Regions from separate parts of the Mus musculus genome. Here region 2 is linked to region 1. A link is a loop called in an ENCODE intact Hi-C map of the cell type or tissue named here. Cell type or tissue: gastrocnemius. All regions are shown on one strand. Each heading gives the region's core, and the rest is flanking DNA. Links, peaks and the distances in the headings are about the cores only. Region 1 has its middle 44 kb from the start of Neurl1b. Region 2 overlaps Neurl1b (neuralized E3 ubiquitin protein ligase 1B).

What was found. Hi-C counts contacts between places; a loop is a spot of excess contacts. Peaks named below come from ENCODE experiments on the same cell type or tissue, not always from the same donor. Only the 100,000 strongest peaks of a DNase experiment are listed, where the experiment ranks them.
Region 2: a loop joins it to region 1, with 1.9 times the contacts of the local background. A loop is called at or near these places in 10 of 42 quality-filtered maps.

What each region holds. Positions count from the first base shown.
Region 1 is chr17:26,369,809-26,372,714 of GRCm38, forward strand. No RefSeq gene overlaps it. Among named protein-coding and RNA genes, the nearest start is that of Neurl1b, 44 kb to the right of the region's middle. In gastrocnemius, for the core only: a CTCF peak has its summit at 1,217 (motif pointing left); DNase peaks (open chromatin) are centred at 835, 1,214 and 1,971.
Region 2 is chr17:26,420,312-26,423,217 of GRCm38, forward strand. The region is part of intron 1 of Neurl1b (neuralized E3 ubiquitin protein ligase 1B); the gene reads left to right. Among named protein-coding and RNA genes, the nearest start is that of Neurl1b, 6.9 kb to the left of the region's middle. In gastrocnemius, for the core only: a CTCF peak has its summit at 1,457 (motif pointing left); a DNase peak (open chromatin) is centred at 1,490; H3K27ac peaks cover 2,500 bases.

The sequences.
Region 1 (2,906 bases), core at 235-2,734:
ATGCTATGTAATGAGTCTTAAAAAGCCCAAAACACCAATCTCTCACTTGTCACCAGGCAACTGATATTGGGGTGGTTTACTGATCTGGTCCAGCTCAAGTGTTGATTTACTTGTTTAATTATGGGGTTGAGGTTGGCATCGGGGCTGGCTGGTCATGGACGGGCTCATTTCTGTTTTGCCTCCTTTCTTGCATCAAATGGGTTCGGTTAGTTCTGATGTAGACGGGGCTCAAGGAGAGGAAAGCCGTGGAGGAGCTGAAGCCTGGAGTCAGAGCTGCACGTTCTCAGTGATGAGCTAATGAAGAGACCCGGCGAGCACCCTGACCCCGCAGACAGGCGTCTTCACAATATAGCAAGTCCCATTGCAAAGGGTGTGGTCACAGTGGGGAAGGTCTGCGGTGTGTATATTTTACAGCCCAGGACAGTTTTAGAGTCTTCACATTTCTCTATGTTGTGGAATGTTGCCAAATTGTCTTCCTAAAGGTGGCCCAGGACAGTTTATGGCAGGACCTGGAAGCCCACGCTCCTCCAGTTTAGCCTGCGCAGCTATCCCGACCCCTGGGCCAGAGCTAGAATTTCCCACCTCCATACAACAGCAGAAATGAAGTACAGCTCCCCAAAGCACTGGTTTTAATCACTTTCTTGAGAGGCAAACACCGTCCTTAAGACTGAAAGCGCTCACAGACAGGGTGAATGACATCATGTGATGCTTTAAGAAAGCGTGAGACTTAGTGAAATGGCCGACTAACAAGGCAGACTCCTCCAGACTCCATCCTCCCAATGTGGGCATCTGCTGCTAGCGTGCCCCACCAATGACTGAACATCCTCTGTGTGCTGGGCACAGCTCCAAGCATGAGGACAGGATGGCGGAGGCAGGGTCCCTGCCTCTCAGAGACAAACATGAAGGGAAGGAAGGGACCATTGACGTAAACAATGCCACTTCAGAGACAATATATGTCAGGAAGGAAACGGCACAGGGTAATGCCACAGAGACACTATGACCCTGGACTGGGAGTTCAGGACAAGAGTCTTTTGTGGGTGACAAGTTGAGTCCACGATGACAGGAAGGGGCAGAGAAGGAAGCAGCAGGCTAGTCTGGCAGCTGATACCAACATCCTAGGGCAGAGGTGACATCTTGCTGCTTGCCTACTGTGTGCTCTCTACCTCTACCCTCTTCTGCCACCACAACAGAAAAAGGTCTGGGCTCCCCCTGCTGGTCTACCGTGAGCTGTGATTTCAGTGGAGGGTCAGGGGACTGGGAGTATCTCATGTCATGCTGGGAGAGTTGGGGATGCCAGAGGCTCTGTGTGCACAGTGGGAGAGGGGCAACCTCACCTCGGGGCATGGTTTGGTCTAAGAAGCTGTAAAGAAAGAATATGGGCTCAAAGTCAAGCAGGAGCAGGGAATGCTGGGAGCCTAGTTACACACACCCAGTGCCAGGCAAACTCACCAGTGAGTCAACTCGTGGCCAGTGCATGACTTCAGGGAAAGCCAGAAAGGAATGGCCTGCCATGACATCCCTGCAAAGCAGCCCTCAGGTACTGCTGCTAAGGGGGAGCCTCTGGGAACGAGGCAAATTGACCCAGCTCCTAGCCCTGGGTTCTTTCCATTCCCAACCTCAGAGAGGAATCAGAATGTTCAACCACAAAGGGATTGAGTCCAACTCCCTTGGAGGTCTCTGCTCAAAGCTTGCCTAGGGTCAGCCAGTGGGTCCTGCTCTCGATCCAGCCGTTTGTGGTGAGTTTAATGATTAGTTCAGCAAATACTGGATACCTTCTGGGGGTCCAGGAGCCTTGTGTGCATGGGAGATGTATGCATGAGCAGGACCAAGACCCCTGACTATGCAGCTGGCATCTGTGGGGCAGGATGGCAGGCACAGGTGGCATCCTGAAGAGAATATGTGTGTTCTGTGTGCCAGCTGCTGAATGGTGAGCTAGGAAGAGACGGACATGGCAGGGGACAAGCACAAGAACAGGGCACCAGTTGCTAGATAAACAGATGGTCCTCAGAGGTCCCTTGACAGGCCGACACAGGAGGAGGGGAGTCAGGCCCAGGAGCAGCTGAGGCAAAGACCTTGAGGCAGGCTAGTTAGTGGAGACAGCAGTCAAGAAAAAGCCTGGCCCCGTGGGAGCCAGGTGTGGCCACCCTGGCAGGAGGAAGATAACCTAGAGATGTTTGCACCCCTCCTTTGGATATCAGAATCCTGAAATTGAGGCCTCCAAGACGTTGGAATTTCCCAGGAGTCTCAGATTGGGAGAAGGAAAAGGCAGAGACCTCATGCTAGCCAGAGGGAGTGGGGATAGATGCTAGCTTCTGGAAAGATGTTCTACACAGCTCTAACACCTTGTCAGACCACCTGGTACACAGGAGAGACAGGAGCTGGGACCATGATGGGTCAGTGACAGATGAGACTCTACCTTGACCAGAGATGCTTAGCTACACATGTCTTTTGCCTTCTATTTGAGCAGAACCCTTGTGACAGGACCCTAAAGATGGACTTGGGGGGTCCCCAGAGCTCTTCATTTGGTCTTTACAGTGTGGCCACACTGAACAGACCTCGCCTTCTCACCATGACTTGTCTGTCTCATTGGCCTTTGAGTGGACACACCTAGCTTGTTTGGGCTTCCAAGGACCTAGATTCTCACCTAAACAACTCTGGTGATGGGAGGAGGGATAGATGGATAGTCAAGGTAGGGAGGAAACTTCTAGGCCATTCCAGAGCCTGCATCTGTGGGGCCACTGCAGGCTTTAGAGCCAGGGAGGCACAGGCTCCGGCTTCTGCTTGCAGAGGGTCCTTGTGGTGCTGCACAGAGAACAGACTCGAGGTTAGGGGCATCACAGGGGACCAGAGAAAAGGCTGAGAAATGATAGAGAAATGCTCCAACCTCCAATGCAAACGACACTCAA
Region 2 (2,906 bases), core at 231-2,730, 50 kb after region 1:
GCTAGATTGGAAGGTTCCCTTCAGGCACATGGACATTGGTCTCAGGCTCTCAGGCCCTTTCCAGAGCACCTGCTATTGATAGGGCAGTTGGCACACTCATCTGGGACAGGGACCATAGCCTGGTCTTGGGGAGTCAGGTTCTAGTGGGTGACACCAGGCAAGACACAGTAGTGATGGTGAGTGGCAAGAGAGACCTGAAGATGAGTCAGGGAGTGCTTCCTGGAGGAGATGTACTCCATCCTGGGGAAAAGTGACTTTGAAGGCAGAGGGCTCAAGGTCAAAGACCCCAGGTTGGGGGAGAAGACAGGAGCAGAACTGCGGAGGTCTGGGGCCGGTACTAACTGGGTGACTTGTGGGGAGGGATGTGATAGTTGAAGGATTTTACAGACCGAGTGCAATCTACTCCCTAGCTTCCCCACCAGGGCCAGGTCAGACTGTTTCATCCTCCCTGGGTGGAAAGGGAAGAGCCTGTACTTCCTGTCTGTATTTAGTGCTGTGCTCTGGGGGTGTAAAACAGAAGCCTAGAGGCAGACAGTGGGAGCAGAGGCTCAGGCACAAGACCAGGAAACAGACTCAGAGCAGTAATAAAACCTGCCCTGGGTTAGGTGGCTGAGAAGAGTCAGGTGAGCCACCCAACCTCAGGCCTGCCCTCAGGAACCTTTGTCCATCATCAAGTGGATGCCCCTTGTCCCCACCCTAAGCATCCTGGGACTTTCCTTCTCTGTCATCTGAAGGTGACTCATCTGTATCCCGCTTGCCTATAGCAAAACATCCCCTCCCAGCACCCTGGGCTCTGCATCCACAAAGGTGGGTGTGGCTCCGCACTGGCCTCTTTCAGAGTGCATGTGCCTGCCCAATGGAACCTGCATACCCACACCACAGCCGGCACCACAGGCCCACTTTTGCTAACCCGAGCTCAGTGGGCAAAGCTGACAGGCTGGATGTCAGGCAGGAACATCCTGTCCCCACTCTGGCTGTCATGGACGGTGTCGGCCAGGGTCCTAGATTATCTACCTACATCTGTGCTCTGCATCCCCTTCAGCCAGTTGGGTAGCATGATCTTCCAAGCCACACCCTCTCCTGGCACACTGAGGCGATGATACCATCCAGGTGTGCCTAGCTCTGGACCAAAAAAGTGTTCATGTTGTGCCTTAGAGTCATGAATTCACCCAGCCAGCCGACTGCTCCACCGTGAGCCCGGATCAGGTGTTCTCAGAGGAGTCAGACACAGGGTAATAATAACTGCTAACGTACAGCAGCCTGTGTGAGCCAAACACTATCCTAAGGCAGCAGCTTGTTTAAGCCTCAGCACAGGCCCTAATAGCCACTGCTGTTAGCCACATGTAACTGGTGGGAGACTGCTACAAAGAGAAACAGTCTCTTACCCTGGGGCACACAGTTTCTGCACGTTGGAGGGCAGGAATGGTCCTGAGGACTGCTGGGTTGAAGAGGGTGCCCCCTGCAGGTTAACTCAGTTAACAGTTCTGCATTCTTTGCTTGGTTGTCCTGAATCCCACCTGCAGGCATGGAAAGTTGAGCACGCTCCTGGTGGGCTCACCATGGGTTTCTGCCTGAGAAGCCACCATATCTGGAGTATATATCCCAGCCTTTGCCAAAGCCAGTCAGAGGATAGGCACTGTCCTGGGGCTTTCTGGGCAGTGCAGCTGGGAAGAGACACAGGCCATCCCATTGGAAATGTCCCCCATTAGCAGCTGGGGCCTCCAGGACCTGTGAACTACTTTCAGACATGATATGCAGGGCAGTGTGGGCAGAGGTCTGCTGTGTCGAGAGAAACAGATTTTAGTGCTGAAGGACTTCCACAAGTCAAGGCCCCTGGTGCAAGGGTGAGGGAATGAATGCCTGTGTCTGGAGTGGCTTGCCATAGCCATATGTCACATATATCCTCGGAGGACAGTCTGTTCTGGGATCTTGGGATAGGGTGCCCCGGTGAGCCAGGAATGCTTTCTATGGCTCTCTGACCCTTGCATTTATGTCCCCTTAATGGTCTGTAGGAGTTAGACCCGTTTTACAGATCAGGACAGTGAGGTGATGGGAAGCCACCCTCTCCAGCTAATCCAGCCAACCTCTATGCGGCTCAGCTCAATGGCAGGTGTTTGTGAACAGCCGCCAAGCACCCTAATCCTTCCTCATTCCTTCTCACGGGGACTCCGCTGGCCTAGTAGCACCCTACCTCAGACCTTGCCTCCCACTGGTAGGAAAAGCTCTTTAATGAGTAAGCCATTTGGGGAAGTGGATAGGTGGGGGCATCTGGCTGTGGGCTGGCAGAGGGCCCAGGGCATTTTGTTTGCACCCTCAACACCACCCAGTTTATACCACAGTTATGGCCCTTAGGCATGTGCTCGCTTCCCCTTGGCCCCCCAGGATGATAGATTTATGGGATGGGTAGGCACACGCTCCACCTTGTGCCTCCAAAGCTGGACTCAGTAACTTTCCACTGGAGACAGCCTCTCCTTGGGCCTCAAGGGAGCTTCCTGTCCTTCAAGGTCCTTGGTGTTCAAGGGCACAAGATGGAGGAGTGGAATTTCCATGTGTCCCGGTTGTGGCATAGGACTCTGTTCCGGAAGATGGGGGCTTTGTTCTCAGAACCAGGGGGCTCTGTGCCTTCTCACTCTATCTCCCTCTTTTTTTGTTTTTTGTTTTGTTTGTTTGCTTGTTTCAAGACAGGGTTTCTATGTATAGCACTGGCTGTCCTGGAACTCACTTTGTAGACCAGGCTGGCCTCGAACTCAGAAATCTGCCTGCCTCTGCCTCCCAAGTGCTGGGATTAAAGGCGTGCACCACCACTGCCTGGCTCTATCTCCCTCTTGACAGATTTGGGCACTGATGTCTGGAGCCGGACCCAAGGTCTTACAACAATTACAATTGGACTTGGCTAGAATTCCAAG